2 separate regions of the Mus musculus genome follow, and region 1 is linked to region 2. Evidence: chromatin loops called from intact Hi-C (ENCODE). Cell type or tissue: heart. All regions are shown on one strand. Each heading gives the region's core, and the rest is flanking DNA. Links, peaks and the distances in the headings are about the cores only.

The links. Hi-C counts contacts between places; a loop is a spot of excess contacts. Peaks named below come from ENCODE experiments on the same cell type or tissue, not always from the same donor. Only the 100,000 strongest peaks of a DNase experiment are listed, where the experiment ranks them.
Region 1: it touches region 2 in a loop (2.3-fold over the local background); 12 of 42 quality-filtered maps call a loop at or near these places.

Annotation. Positions count from the first base shown.
Region 1 is chr12:51,878,147-51,885,927 of GRCm38, reverse strand. Heatr5a (HEAT repeat containing 5A) reads left to right here. Exons shown (of 36, transcript NM_177171.4): 33 at 1,437-1,661; 34 at 4,663-4,814; 35 at 6,460-6,673. Among named protein-coding and RNA genes, the nearest start is that of Gm34894, 30 kb to the right of the region's middle. In heart, for the core only: a CTCF peak has its summit at 3,936 (motif pointing right); no DNase peak of the experiment used is centred there.
Region 2 is chr12:51,826,323-51,834,103 of GRCm38, reverse strand. Hectd1 (HECT domain E3 ubiquitin protein ligase 1) reads left to right here and starts at 4,568. Exons shown (of 43, transcript NM_144788.2): 1 at 4,568-4,901; 2 at 6,591-6,752. The coding sequence starts at 6,613. It overlaps Gm5785, which reads right to left and starts at 5,919. Exons shown (of 4, transcript XM_011244243.2): 1 at 5,836-5,919; 2 at 4,875-5,249; 3 at 3,549-4,814; 4 at 1-3,116. The coding sequence starts at 5,919. The coding sequence ends at 3,963. In heart, for the core only: a CTCF peak has its summit at 4,492; DNase peaks (open chromatin) are centred at 4,493 and 4,603; H3K4me3 peaks cover 2,500 bases; H3K27ac peaks cover 2,500 bases.

The DNA.
Region 1 (7,781 bases), core at 2,922-5,421, 52 kb before region 2:
GAGGCCAGCCTGGTCTACAGAGTGAGTTCCAGGACAGCCACATTTGTAATACATACTGAGACCTTATTTTTAAAAAAAAGAAAGAAAGATTAATAGGTAGCTATGAAAAGCTTGACACTAAAAAAATAAATAGCTGGGCGGTGGTGGCACACGCCTTTAATCCCAGCACTTGGGAGGCAGGGACAGGTGGATTTCTGAGTTCGAGGCCAGCCTGGTCTACAAAGTGAGTTCCAGGACAGCCAGGGCTATACAGAGAAACCCTGTCTCGAAAAACCAAATAAATAAATAAATAAATAAATAAATAAATAAATAAATAAATAAATAAAAGCCGGGCATGGTGGCGCACACCTTTAATCCCAGCAGAGGGAGGCAGAGGCAGGCAGATTTCTGAGTTCGAGGCCAGTCTGGTCTACAAAGTGAGTTCCAGGACAGCCAGGGCTATACAGAGAAACCCTGTCTCGAACCACCACCCCTCCCCCCCCCCAAAAAAAAAACTTGACACTAAGCAATACAACCAAAGTAACATTTCCAGTTACAACTATCAGAATTTGATCCAACTGTAAAAAATCTTAATTGATGGGGAAGTCGCTTGAGTGATAAATTGATTAGGATGCCTTGCTAACATAAGGACCTGTGTTGGAACCCAGGAACCATATTATACAAAGCCTGTCATAGTGGCATAGTTGCATACACTTGTAGTCCCTGTACTAGGGAGGCAGAGAAGGCTTGGGGTGTGCTGGCTAGCCAGCCAGTCTAGAGTTACTAAATTCTCTCAATAGTTACAATTTATGAGAAATGCTCTAGAGCTTTTCTGGGTGGTGTTTTGGGAAAGATGAGTTGGTGCTGAAGAAGGAGCACTGAGCTGTGCCTCGAAGCTGTGTTTGTTTGACAGCAAACACTGGAAGCCTCTGACACCCTTTTATTCCTGATGACTCAGCTTTTTTTCTAGCTGCATTTATTTCCTTTTATGTGTATGTGTGTGTTTCCAGAACATGTGTATATGTACTGTGTGCATTCCTGGTTCTCACAGGAGTCAGAGAGGCATTGCATCATCTGAAGCTGTAGTTAAGGTCTGTTATGGGGTCTGGTGAGATGGCTCAGTGGGTTAGAGCACCCGACTGCTCTTCCGAAGGTCCAGAGTTCAAATCCCAGCAACCACATGGTGGCTCACAACCATCCATAACAAGATCTGACCCCCTCTTCTGGAGTGTCTGAAGACAGCTACAATGTACTTACATATAATAAATAAATAAATAAATAAATCTTTTTTTAAAAAAAAGGTCTGTTATGGGCCAACTGTGCGGGCGCTGGGAATCAAACTCGCGTCCTCTGCAAGAGCAACGGGTGCTCTTCACTGATGAGCTATCCCTCCAGCCCTCCTTGGTGACTTCAGAAAATGTGCATGCTCAATGCAGAGTTTTCATTTTCTCTTGCAGGCAGCATCTCAATTCTCCCTACAGTATTGTACCTTACCATCGGAGTCCTCCGGGAAACGGCTGTGAAGTTACCTGGGGGCCAGTTATCCTGCACAGTCACGGCTTCCCTGCAGACTCTGAAAGGAATCTTAACTTCCCCCATGGCCCGGGCAGAAAAGAGCCACGAAGCTTGGACCAGCCTCCTCCAAAGTGCATTAGCAACTGTGCTTGACTGCTGGAGCCCAGGTCAGTAGGACTGTTAGGTCTTAATGTGAGAGGCATGCTAGGTTTGTTTCTGTTTTTTGTTTTTTGGCTAAGCTATTCTGTTGCTCATATTTGGTAGTCTCACCCAGAAGAGACTGTATTGTGTATTTAGCAGGTATGTAAAGTGTTCGGATTTATTATTCATTATCTCCGATGTCTTTGTCCATTTGTAATTGGCAAGAGAGACAGAAGCAGGTGGGTCTCTTGAGTCCAGGCCAGCCTGGTCTACAGAGTTCCAGGATAGCCAGGACTACAACTACAAAGAAAAATAAGAAAAGGAAAAGAAAAGAGTCTTAGAAAAGTGGCAAGCAAGGATGGTACAGATGAGAGCCGAAGGCGAAAGTGTAGCTGGGAGGAGGAAGTACAGATAGGTAACAGTGTCTCCCTGAGACTTACAGGTCCCTGCCATTGCTACTGGCAAGAAGGCTTTATTTTTAAAGGCAACCCTCTAGTGCAATCCATATTTAAGAGAAAAGGCGGTAGAGAATGGCTGGAGGTGGAATTATACAGTGGTGACGAGATAGCAGGACGAGATACATCACAGCACGTTTGAGTGTGTCAGCCTCTGCCAGCGTAAGAGGGGAGGAGAGATGAAGATGGAAGAGCACAGTCTCCATCATGACAAGTTCTCCTTTATCACAGACACACAGTGGTGTCTGGGCTCAGTGTGTATCAGGACGGAGATGTTAGAGCAACTGTTAACGTAGGTCACTAGGAGCCGATCGTGAAGGTAAAATGTTTGCAGAGCAACAGCTTGCCTCCCAGCTGAGCCTGATGCTGCCTGTCATCCCAACACTTGGCAGGAGAAGCAAGAATATCAGGAGTTCAAGGCCAGCCTTAGTTACATAGTGAGTTCAGGGCCAACCTAGCCAAGCCAGGCCCTATCTCAAAAAAAAAAAAAAAAAAAAAACAAAAAAAAAAAAAAGAAAAACAAAAAGAAAAAAAAACCTTAGTAGATTAAAACAGAAAAACATTGTGGCTTAAAACAGAAAAGCATTTGTTACCTATTAGTTTCTGAGGTCCAGGCCTTAGCCACTCATGAAGTTACTAGGACACTCACTGGCCAGGGCTACAGCTAGAGGACTGGATTCCAGAATGACTCACTCAGACAGCTGTTGGCAAGGGGCCTGCTCTCTACTGCCTGAGCCTCACAAGACTCCTGCTGCTAAGCAGACTTCCCATCCATCCTCAGAAAATAAAGGGCAGGAAAGGAGCTGAAGAAGAAATGGGAAGAGACCCAGGACATAGTTACCTTGATGACATTTAAAAGTATTTTTACTAAACTAACTAGCAGACTGTAATGACTAAAAATGACTTTGCAGGGGGCGCTAAGGGGGGTGAAGCATGAGAGCCCCTGGATGTCTGTGATCTCTGCATTCACACCGTCCACTTACTGACTTGCTGTGGCTTGGGCAAATGACCAGATTCCTGTTCCTTACTCAGACACGGTGGCTGCCAGGGTGAAGTGTCTGAGCACCACACAGGACACTGCTGTGTGGGTCACTTTGTTACCGTGTGCCAGCTCACCTGAGAGAACTCAGTGCTCTCTCACTGCGTCTCCTCTTGGGCGTCAGCCCCCAAAGCTCTCCACCCACCCAGTGTCAGGCATTTTGTGATTTTTTTGTTGTTGTTCTTGAGGTAGTCTCACAGGCTGATGGTGAATTTTGTGGCAGAGTTCTTACATTCCAGATTCTCCTGCCTAGCCTCCCAAGAGCTGGGACTACAGGCTTGAGCCACCACATCCTGCTCTCTATAGTTTCTGGTGTTTTTATAAGCATGGACCTTTTGTTACTAGCTGACCCTAAATTCTTTGTTTGATCTCCACATTATAGTGAAGTTGTATTCTATTGCCTAAGAGGGCTGGCTGGCACAGGTGGTGTTTAAGTACTATTGAGTTGATATGGCTGGTGCTACTGTTTATGCGTGTCATTTGTTTGTAAATAACAACCACTTAGTCTAAGTGGGCTAGGCTGGAGCTAATAGAGTACTTGTCTAACAGCATAAAGCCCTGGCTTCTGTCCCCAGCACTACATACTCTTGTCATGGTAACTCAGCCTGTGAGCCCAGCACGCAGGAGCTGCAGCCAGGAAAAGTCATCTATGCCACACATCAGGTTGGAGGCCAGCCTAGGCTATTTGAAATCCTGGAAGCTTTTCGTTTGTTTGTTTTGTTTTGGGGGTTTTTTATGGTTTTGGTTTTTTATTTGTTTGTTTGTTTGTTTGTTTATATAAGTACACTGTCACTCTCTTCAGACACACCAGAAGAGGGCAGCAGATCCTATAGCAAATGGTTGTGAGCCACAATGCAGTTGCTGGGAGTTGAACTCAAGACCTCTGGAAGAGCAGTCAGTGTTCTTAACCACTGAGCCATCTCTCCAGCCCCTTATTTTGGGTTTTAAACCAATCATAACACTTGATCTTGGCCAAAAAGCCAAAGAAGCTATTTTTAATTAATCGATTAATTAAAACTTAATTTAGTGAGTCAAGTTTACCACTCTTTCTCATTTTGTTTTGTCAGTCTTTCTGTCTTGTCTGTTTTTAGATAGGGTTTCTCTGTATAGTTTTGGCTGTCCTAGAACTCTGTAGACCAGGCTGACCTCGAACTCACAGAGATCCACCTGCCTCTGCCTCTCAAGTGCTAGGATTAAAAGCATGTGCCACCACTACCCAGCATTACCCTTTCAAAATTACTGGTTTTTCATAGCTACTTCATTAAAAATATTTAACTAGAATATTTATTCTAACTGATCCTTGGGAAATGGGGGTGGAGCTCAGAGGTAGAATACTTTCCTAGTCCTTTTGGGTGGGTGGGTGTGTGTGTGTGTGGTAGGAGTGGACTAGCACGCAGGTGGGATTTGAGCCTGCTGACATGCACCACCACTGTCCAGCCGCCCTCTGGGGCTCTTGTGCTAACCAAGCTAAAAACAGCCTTGCACAGACGCAAGGCAATGTGTACAAGCCTCCTAACTGTTGTTTCTCTGCAGTTGACGGAGCACAAGAACCTGATGAAGTCAGTCTGCTTACTGCCGTCACAGTATTTATTTTGTCTACCAGCCCAGAAGTGACAACCGTCCCCTGCCTTCAGAATCGCTGCATTGAAAAATTTAAGGCTGCCCTGGAGAGCAAGGACTCTGTGGTAAGTGTCTTTTAGCAGAGCGCTATTTGCAGTAGCAATCTGTTGAGACACACGTGTTGCCTTTATGATTGCAGTACACACACTGTGCTTCTCTGTGATCTCGGTCTCTGTGACAAGCAGTATCCAGGGGCTGGATTGTGGTTCAGTAGGTAGTGTGCACAGCTAGCACACACAAGACCCTGGGCTTGATGCCCAGCACTGTACAAACCTAGCATGGTAGTGTAGGTCTGTAATACCAGCCCCAGGGACTAGAGATAGAGATCACAAGTGAGTTAAGGCCATCCTAAGCTACATGAGACTGTCTCCAAAAACAAGGAGGTAAAACAATACTAAGTGTTTAAATAAGAGCATCTTAAAATTGGTGTAACTCTCCAGGAGTGGAATGGCTACATCTAATCCCGGCACTGGGGATACAAAGATAGAAGTGCCTATGAAGGCAAGGCTAGTCCATCCACATATACGTTTCAGGTCAACCAGGACTACATAGTGAAAATTGTCAAAAAAAAAAAAAAAAACGTGGAATTGGAGAGGTGGTTCGGCAGTTAACAGCACTTTTTACCAGAGGCCCGAAGCTCAGTTTTCAGCACTCACGTTGGATAGCTTACAGCCACCTGGACCTCTAGTTCCAGGAGGTCTGATCTCTTTGTCCGGTCTCTGTGGACACTGCGCTCAAGTGCCCATATCCACACACAGAAGCACACATACACATCATGTATTAAAACAAAATCACGGGCAGTGGTGGCGGAAGCCTTTAATCCCAGCACTTGGGAGGCAGAGGCAGGCGGATTTCTGAGGTCAAAACCAGCCTGGTCTACAGAGTGAGTTCCAGGACAGCCAGGGCTACACAGAGAAACCCTGTTTCGGGGGGGAGGGGGAGAATGATATGACATGGGATTTATATGATAATTTGTGCATTTTCTTTAAAGAAAAAAATAAGGAATGACAGATTAGGTTAGACTAGATTAAATGTTTTTTTTCATGTGTTACGAAATGAGTTTGGAACCCATACACAGAAACATTTCTTATTTCCAAAGACACTGGAACCAAATTTTCTCAGGGGGGCAATAATACTAATGCTCAAAATACTATTCCAGTTTAAGGAGAGGTGATGCATGTCTGTAGTTGTTTTCCTTTATCCTTTTGTCCAAGGTCATTGGCTACCTGCCCAAGTTGGGTAGCAGTGACACAACTGTGACAAGTCATGGCACATCTTAGTGTGGGCCAGATGGAGTCCTTAAAACATGTATACCACCTGGGACAGGACTCAAATGTGTAGAATTTCACTGTAAGACACTTTTCTTTTTTTTTTTTTTTTTTTTTTTTTTTTTGGTGTGAGTTGTTGGGGTTCATTTATAATGTGACTGCTAGTTTTACACAGTACAGAGACAGACGCCTGAGAAGAGTGGGCTAGAGGGCAAACCCCCTCCCGCTGTGCTGAGCACCTCTGTGCCCCTCCACCCTGCTGCAGCCACTGTTTTTATGTAATGCCCGTTGGTATTAGGACTTCCAAAACTAAAGAGAACAGGAATAAATATAAACCTTTGCCACTTTAACTGCAAAGAGTTTGCAAGAACGTTTGTTCTTTGTGTCTCTTTGTTCTGGGAACTTTGTAAATTTACTCTTTCTTCTCATCTTGCCTGGTTAGGTGCAAATGAAGACCTGTCAGCTCCTCCACTCCATTTTTCAGTATCCAAAGCCGGCCGTTTCCTACCCATACATTTATTCCTTAGCATCTTCTATCGTGGAGAAGCTTCAGGACATAGCCAGGAGGAAACCCGAAGATGCTACCGAGCTGCAGCTCTGTCAAGAAGGAATAAAGCTCTTAGAAGCTTTGGTCGCCATTGCGGAAGAAGAGCACCGTGAGTATCAGCCCTGAGCCCTGCTCTCTCTCCAGTGTCTGTAATCACATGGTGTCTGCTTCTCTTTCATCCGAAGGCCCTTATGAGAGTGGTGTCTGCCAAAGGCTGGGTCTCAAGCACCTGGGGCCTAGTGTTTGTCAGGACTCTGTCTCAAAAACGAGCAAACAAAAACGATTGCCAGGGCTGGTGGCACACTTCCATGATTCCAGCATTCCTGCCATGGAGACCAGACAGTCACCATGAGTTTGAGGCCCACCTGGGCAGCACAGTGAGACTGTCTTCAAAAACAAAAAGACAGGGGAGTGTCGTGAGACCTGACCCTAGATGCAGAGCTACCGGACTGACAGCTGCAGAGAGAGGACACTCGGTCTTCCCAGAAATGAGCCTGTGCTTAGTTATGCCATAGCAAGTGGTCAGCGATAAAAAGTAAACTGACTCAGCAGCTTGTATTTATATATGCATTTTTTTTTTTTATTATTTGAGACAGGGTTTCTCTGTATAGCTCTGGCCACCACGCCCAGCTATATATGCATTTTTGTAGTTACTCACACCAATAAAAAAAAATAGCTGGGCGTGGTGGCGCACACCTTTAATCCCAGCACTCGGGAGGCAGAGGCAGGCGGATTTCTGAGTTCGAGGACAGCCAGGGCTACACAGAGAAACCCTGTCTCGAAAAACAAATAAATAAATAAATAAATAAATAAATAAATAGGCCATGAATTTGAGAAAGAGTGGGGGACATGGGAGGGGCTAGGAGGAAGAGGGAAAAGTGATATAACTATAGTAGATATATATACAGTTTTTAAATCAATTTTAAAAAGAAAAGAAAAAGAGGGTGCTGGAGAGATGGTTCAGGGGTTAAGAGCACTGACTGCTCATCCAGAGGTCCTGAGTTCAATTCCCAGCAACCACAGGGTGACTCACAACCATCTGTAATGAGATCTGGGTGCCCTTTTCTGGCATGCAGGAGGCATACCTGTAGGCAAAACACTGTATACATGGTAAATAAATAAATCTTTCAAAAAAAGGGGTGGCTCAGGGAGGTGGCACATGCCCTTAATCCCGGAACTCAAGAGGCAGAGACAGGTGGAATCTCTGAGTTTGAGGG
Region 2 (7,781 bases), core at 3,121-5,620:
TGAGGTAAACTCACAGGCATACCAGACAATAGTAGCTGGAGAGATGGCTCAGTGGTTAAGAGTACTGATTCCTCTTCCAGAGGTCCTGAGTTCAATTCCCAGCAACCACATGGTGGCTTACAATCATCTGTAATGGGATCCGATGCACTCTTTTTTTTTTTGTGGGGGGGGGGTTGAGACAGGGTTTCTCTGTATAGCCCTGGCTGTCCTGGAACTCACTCTGTAGACCAGGCTGGCCTTGAACTCAGAAATCTGCCTGCCTCTGCCTCCCGAGTGCTGGGATTAAAGGCATGCGCCACCACGCCTGGCCCCCATGCACTCTTGTAGTGTGTGTCTGAAGACAGTTGTAGTGTACACACACACACATAAAATAGATAAGTCTTTAAAAAAGAAAGGAAGGAAGGAAAGAAGGAAGGAAGGAAGGAAGGAAGGAAGGAAAGAAGGAAGGAAGGAAGAGAATAGTACCTAATGGATGGATAAGTGATATGTCAGCTTTTGAAGGGTATGTGTTTATTCATCTATTAAAGGATGTCTTAGTTGCTTCTAGGTTCTGTTGCTAGTATTTTGTGGAACGAAGGCCTGGTACATACTAAGCACAAATTTCCAATGCTGAGATATATTCTGTCTTTTCCCTGAATTTTAACAATTATGAATAAAGTAGCCATCAGTATCTGTATGCACCCTGTGGTACACGCCTGTAATCCTTGTACTTAGGAGGTGGTGGTAAGAAGACCCAGAGGAGCAGGCCATCCTCAGCTACATGGTGAACTGGAAGCCATCATGGGCCAAGTGAGACCTGACCTCAAAAGTCAAAATGAAACAAACAAAATCCCCTCAAAGTTTTCAACTTTGGGCTTAAGTTTGAACTTAAGTTTTCAACTCCGTTGGGTAGATATTGAGGGTGGCTGCTGATTATTTGGTAAAAGTATATACATATACATACATATATACATATATATGCTTATTTATGTATTTATTTGAGATAAGGTTTCACTATGTAGCCATGACTAGCCTGGAACTCACTACATAGACCAGTCTGGTCTTGAGCTCTTTGCTTCCTGTGTGCTGAGATTAGAGGCATACATCACCTCGCTCAGCTATTTATTTGATGTGTAAGTGTGGGTCTATGAATGCCTGGTGTAAGTGCGGAGGTTAGGACCCTAACCTTTATGGGAGCCTCTGTGGATTGGATTGTTGGAGCAGCTGAATTACGTTGGACTTCCTGACCTGCTTCAATGGCTCTGGTAGGCATCTGTGGATGTCCAGGGATGTTGAATAAACTTGCTCCGAGGTCATCTTACTGTTTTTTAAGTCATTTCTAATTTTTTAATGTGTATTGATTGGTGTTTTGCCTGCATGTTTGTCTGAGGGTATAGGATACCCCAGAACTTGAATTACAGATATGAGCTTCCATGTGTGGATGCTGGGAACTGAAACCCAGTCCTCTGGAACAGCAGCCAGTACTCTTAGGTGCCCCCAATCGTCACCTTACTATTCCTGTTCTGGAGAATATGCAATTCTAAGTTGTCACTTTCGGTTCAACAAACTTCCCTCTCTCTCTAGCCCAGCAATCATCTAGAAGCAGAAGACTCTTCTTGCCTTTTAAAAAGTATTGTCTATTTTCTTTCTTTTCTTTTTTTTTTTTTTTTAAGGTCTTAGAAAATAGGACTCATGGATAGAATGTTGCCTGTTATTTGTACATAACAAATTTGTCTTGTTGAACACAGGGTCTCACTATGTAGCTTTCCCCGGCTGACCTCAAACTCACAGAGACCTTCCTGCTTCTGACTCCTGAGTGCAGGAATTAAAGGTGGGTGCCCCCATGCCTCGCTCATAGATAAAGCAACTTCTAAAGGGAAAACAAACCTCTACAAGGTTCGGGAGTTGGTTCTCTCTCTCTCCTTTCTGCCCTGCATCACGCCCCGCCCCTGGAGAGCTGGCCTGTAAGATTCCAGGTGATTCTTCTGTTTCCTAGCTCTCCGCGGGAGGCGCCGGGACCGCAGGCACCTGTCACTGCCTGTGGGCTTTCATGTGGGTCCTAGGTTCTTGGCTTTGCCCATGCCTGCTTTTACAAAACCAGAGCCTTTTTTTATCTTACACAGGGGCACTATTACTTTCCACGGGTACCAAGAGCGCTCCGGCTGAATCACACCCTTCCAGCGTTTGGTGTTATTGGGCTTTGGTTTTTCGCCCTTCTAATGATGTTTAGAAGTCTCGAGTGTTCCCTTCCTTCCCTCTGCCCTCTTTTCCCTTCTTCAGACACGGTCATTCTATGTATTCTAGGCTGGAACCCAGTTCATTATGTAGCTGAGGAAGTTCATTATGTAGCTGAGGAAGCTCTTGAACTGCTTCTTCTGCCTGTGATGGAAATTAAAAGTCTGTCCGTCTGTCCCACCAATCCCAGTTTTAGGGCCTGGTTCTATCCAGTCCTGGACAGAGAACCCAGGCTTTGTGTGTAGTAGGTAAGTACCCTACCAACTGAGCTGTTATCTATAGCTCTAGAGTATTATTTTAAAATTTCTTTTCCTCAAAGATTTATTTAAATTACTTTTACATTATGTGCACATGTGCATGCCTGTGTGTGGGTGAATGCATGTAAACGCAGGTGCTTGTAGAGGCCAGAGGCATCAGATGTGAGCTGCCTGATATGGGTACTGGGAACCAAACGCACAGACCACCAGTGAGTATCTTCAATTTCTCAAGGCCAGATAATGTTAAGCATCTTTCATATGCTTTCTCGCCAGCCACTGGGATGTCTTCTTGGTTAAATGTCTCCAGTCTTTTACAATTTCTAATTAAGGTTTTTTTCTTTTCTTTTTTCTTTTCTGAGACAGGGTTTCTCTGTGTAGCTCTGGCTGTCCTGGAACTCACTCTGTAGTCCAGGATGGCCTCAACTCAGAAGTCCACCTGCCTCTGCCTCCCAAGTGCTGGGATTAAAGGTGTGCGCCACCACTGCCTGGCAAGGTTTTTTCTTATTCTTGGGTTTGAAGAGTTTTTCATTTGTTCTGGCCACAGTCCTGTGGTAGCTACATTGTTAGAAAGTATTTTTCCTGTTGGGGAACTTTGGAAATTTCTGCATGAGCCGTTCATAGTCTGTGAAGGTAGATTCCAGGCATCTGTATATGAAGAAACACATTGTGTTACATCTAAACAACTTACTATTATTTAGCAGTAAGAATTAAATGGGCTCCCAAGCCAGGTGTTAGCATACTTGTTAGCATACTCAGGAAGGAAGCCCTCTTGTTAGCATACTCAGGAAGCTGAGGCAGGAGGATATTGACTTTAGGCCAGCCAGGGTTACATAAGCATACCCACTTCAAAACAACAAGAAAAACAAAAAGTAAAAAACAAAACCAAATAAAAAAATCCAGTACAACAAAACAAAACAAAACACAACACAACACCAAATAAATGAGCTACCAAGCTATAAAAACTCACAGAGGATCCTTAAAGAGTGTTAGTGAATAATTCCAACTAGAAACGATATTTTGGAAAGGGCAAAACCATAAACAAAGAGATCAGTGGGAACTCTCTGTCCTTAGCCCTACCTGGCCAGGAACACATGATACAGAACAGGGTAGCCATAACTTATTCTCTGTACTTTCTGTTCAATTTGCTGTGGATCTAAAACTCTTCTAATGAAAACTTTTCCGGGTGTCTCTAATGTGCCGCCAGGGTTGAAAACTACTAGCCTCGGTCTTTGCATACAGTTCTTTCCTAAAATTAGGTATCTACTGCTATTTTGTTGTTGTTGTTCAAAGGATGAGTTCAGTATGGAGTCTTTTTCTTCCTCTTTTTCTCTCCCTTGGCTGCTCCTTCTTCATCACCACCGTCGCCGCCCTGTAGCCCAGACAAGTCTCGACCTCATTTTGTAGCCAAGGATGACCTTGAACTCCAGCCTCCAGTTCTCTAGTGTCACGGTTACGTGAGGACTCCACTAGCAGCGGCTAGTATTTGATTTTTCAACGCCCATGAAATAAAAGTTTGACGGGAATAACTACGGAAGTACAAGTGACCACGAGCCGAAGGCAACTGTGTGGGAAGTCCTCGATGCTGGCTGCTTCCCGGGACTCCACGGTGGGCAGGCAGGAGGCACGAGTTCCCGCAGCCGTCCTGGTCCCATCTGCGCCGAGGCGATAACGCCCGGCTGCGCAGCGCTCGCCGAGTTCCCAGGCTCGCTGGGAAGCGTTCTGGTAAACCGCTGGCTTTAAAAGTCCGGAGGAGGGGGTGACCCGGGCACGCCGAGCGCCTGCGAGACGGTGGCCTCCGTTCCGCAGGACTCCGGAGCGGCTCGCGCCGGGCGAGACGGGCGGAGCGTGCGCGGAGCAGCTGCTGGCGGCGCGCGCGGATTGACAGCGCGGCGACTCGGGCGCCGGGAGGCCGGGCTGAGGAGAGCCGTAGCCGACCGCCGAAGGAGCCCGGCGCCCCCCGTCGTCGCCCCGTGCCGCGGGGTCCGGCCTCCGCAGCGCCCCAGGTGGCCGCGGGCAGGGCGGCCGGGAGGCGTTCGCTCCGCCTCCGCCGGCGCGGCCTTCACCAGCCTCCCCGCCCGGCGCTCGGCCGACCCTTCTCCTGCCCCCGCCCGGCTGGCGATGGACGCGGCGTCTCCCCGCTGCCGCCGACGGCCCCGCGCGGACCTGGCTCTGAACCGCAGGGTCTGAGGAGCCGCGTGCTGGGGTCGGGACCCGCGCTGGCTGCCGCCGCTCGGGGGAGCCTCTCGCTTCCTTGTCACCGGGTCCCCGCGGAGGAAGGGGAGGGACGAGACACGGCTTTTCCTGTGCCGCCTGCCTGGCTCGACCTGCGCGGCCTGCGGTTTCCTAGGAACTCGAGGGCCGCGGCCGGGCCAGGCTCTGCCCGCGGCCTGCTTGGAGCTGGACCGGAGCTGTTTGGTACGGCGAGCCAGGGTAAGAGCCTGCGGTCAGGGTAGGCGGGGGCGCTAGGCGCTGTCGGCAGGCTGGGCCTGCGCGAGGATCCGGGCCGCCGAGTCCAGCGGCGGGCGCGGAGCTGGACCCCAGCGCGGTGAGGTCGGTCTTCCGCCGTCGCCTCTGCGTATCGGGCCCTTTGTTCCCCTCTCCGGGCCTTACGGGGCTTGGCTTGTTGGCTTCGGAGCTCCGGCTACGCGCTCCTTGTCCTTGGTAAGGCTCAGCCGCCCGGCGGGGACCGGGGACGTCCCGCTGGGCCTCCGAGTTCCGGGAGACCCGCACCCCAGCCGCTCGGCGGCTTCCTCTTGAGCTCGCAGGTTTGCTGCTTCTCTAGAACTTCGCCCTCCGCCCGGAGGCAGGTAGCTAACTTAGCCAGGTTGGCTGTCAGCGTCGCGGCTCCGGCCTTGATCAGGCCGAGGACGATGGGGCAGCCCCGCCGGGCGCGGCCGATGGGTGCCCACCGCGACCCGCCTCTAGGTTCCCACACCGGCAGGTGGATTGCGTGGGACGCAACGCTGTCCTTTGGTCGGGCATCTAGAAGCTTTTGTAATGACTTGCCTGCCTAGACTACTTCTCAAAAAATTTTTTACATAAAAACTAACTGCCCCATCCTATGGGAGAAAGAATGTCTGCCTGTCTGTCCGTCTGCCTGGGGGGGGGTGGTAACCTGTTAGTTGTATTTACTTTAGCATCAAGCCCCCCCCCCAAAAAAAAAAAAGTTTTAAGAACATTTGCCTAGATTACCAGAAGTTCTTATCAGTATTTACTTCCGCATAGGTAGATTTCATATCTAATTACTGTTTGTATTTGGGCATATTTTAGGAGTAAGTTTGAGAATTCAAAACTCGTGAGAAGGGAAATTCAATCCGAAGAAGAATTGGATTGGAAAGTGGTCTTTAAAACTACTGGATCTGACCCGTATCTGAAGCTCCGATTTTTGGTGGAGTTTGGGGGGAGGTTGCAGGAAGAAGTTGACTGGTAAAAGAACTTTTTTGTACATGTTTTTTGCCTTTTGGCACAGACATTGGTGATAACAGTACTGGGATCCAAAACTTGTTTCATAGTGTTTGACCAAGACAGCTCTGGTTTCTAGTTAACTAGCAACCTAATCAGCATATATTCATTCCAGTGTTAAACTGTTTTGCCTTGAGGGTTTTTGCATTAAGCCCAGGAAGTAGACTGCTGCATATGTAGCATACTTTTTGAAGTAATACTTTGCAGTTTGGAAAGTTTTTTTTTGTTGTTTTGTTTTTGTTTTTTCAAGACAGAGTTTCTCTGTATAGCCCTGGCTGTACTGGAAATCAGCTTTGTAGACCAGGCTGGCCTTGAACTCAGAAATCTGCCTGCCTCTGCCTCCCTAGCGCTGGGATTAAAGGAGTGTGCCACCATGCCCGGCTGGAAAGTTTTTTTTTTTAAAGCATATATATTTGCTTATTTTGTGTGTGTGCAAGTATGTGTGCGTGTGCATATCACAGTGCAATATGGAAATTGGAGAATAGCTCTGTATGTATATACATATACACATGCATGTGTGTGTGTGTGTGTGTCTCTTGAGGACCTGAGGACCTTACAGAAACTTGGTTCAAGCAGATGTACAAGAAAAAAGTCTTTACACAGGCTGATCAGTTCTGAACAAATGTTTGAAAAACCCGTTTCCCTTTTTCAATTTAGGCAAAGGAGCATTTTAAAGACAATGGCAGATGTAGATCCTGATACGTTGCTGGAATGGCTGCAGATGGGACAGGGAGATGAAAGGGACATGCAGCTAATAGCCCTGGAGCAGCTATGCATGCTGCTTTTGATGTCTGACAATGTGGATCGCTGTTTTGAAACGTAAGTGCATTCCTGCATCACCTTCCTCTGCGCCCACTGTGCTGACATCTGTTTCCAGCTATTTGCTGACTTCAGTTTGTGTGAAAACTTTGCTAGGGAACTTTAAAATACCCCTTTAGACATTTCTGCAGTTGTCTGTGGTTCATGGAACCCTAGTAATGATAATCGTGATTATGTAAATACATATTTGTTCAATGAGTGTGGATTAGGAATACTAACCATAGCTTGGTTGAGTCAGTTATGAACCATCTCATAAATTAAAAAGATTATAAATGTTTATCTTCTTTAAAGCTGTTTTTGTATTATATGACTTGGAGAATAAGGTCAGAACTACCTGTTTCTTTGGTTTTCATGTGTCATTGCTTTTGTTAAAATAACTTCGGTTAATACATTTCATTTGGATATTTCCAATACTTTTTGAAGTACAGAAGCTTTGAAGTTGTGTGTGTGTGTGTGTGTGTGTGTGTGTACTTTCGTGTATGCTATGGTGTGCATGTGGAAGTCAGAGGACAACTTTTTGGGAGTTGATCTCTCATTTTAGCATGTGGGTTCCAGGATTAAACTCAGGTTCTCAGGCTTCGTGGTAAGTACTTTTACCAGCTGAGCCATCTCACTACCCAAATTTGGAGAGTTTTAAACAGTTGTATCAGAGATGATACTAGAAAGTTTGCATAAAAATATGAAAGGCATTACTCTACTAGCTCGGCACTTAGGCCATGATTTTCCTCTTGTGTGATTCTGGTTCAGTAAAGGAATAAACATTTCTCTGAGTTCATCTGAGTTGTGAATTCCAATAAGTCACTAAAACCTTTTATATGTGCTTTAGTGCTATTTAAAGGTAATTTAAAAATATTTGTGATATTGGCTTAAAGCTTGGTATAATTAATGCCTTTGAGGTGGAAATAGACTATATTACTTGCTAAATCTATATTGTTTTTTCAAAGTGCTCTCTCTTTTGATTTTTAAGTAGTTTGTATTTTTGTTAAAAAATATTATTTTAGCTGGATATGGCTCATGCTTTTAATCTCA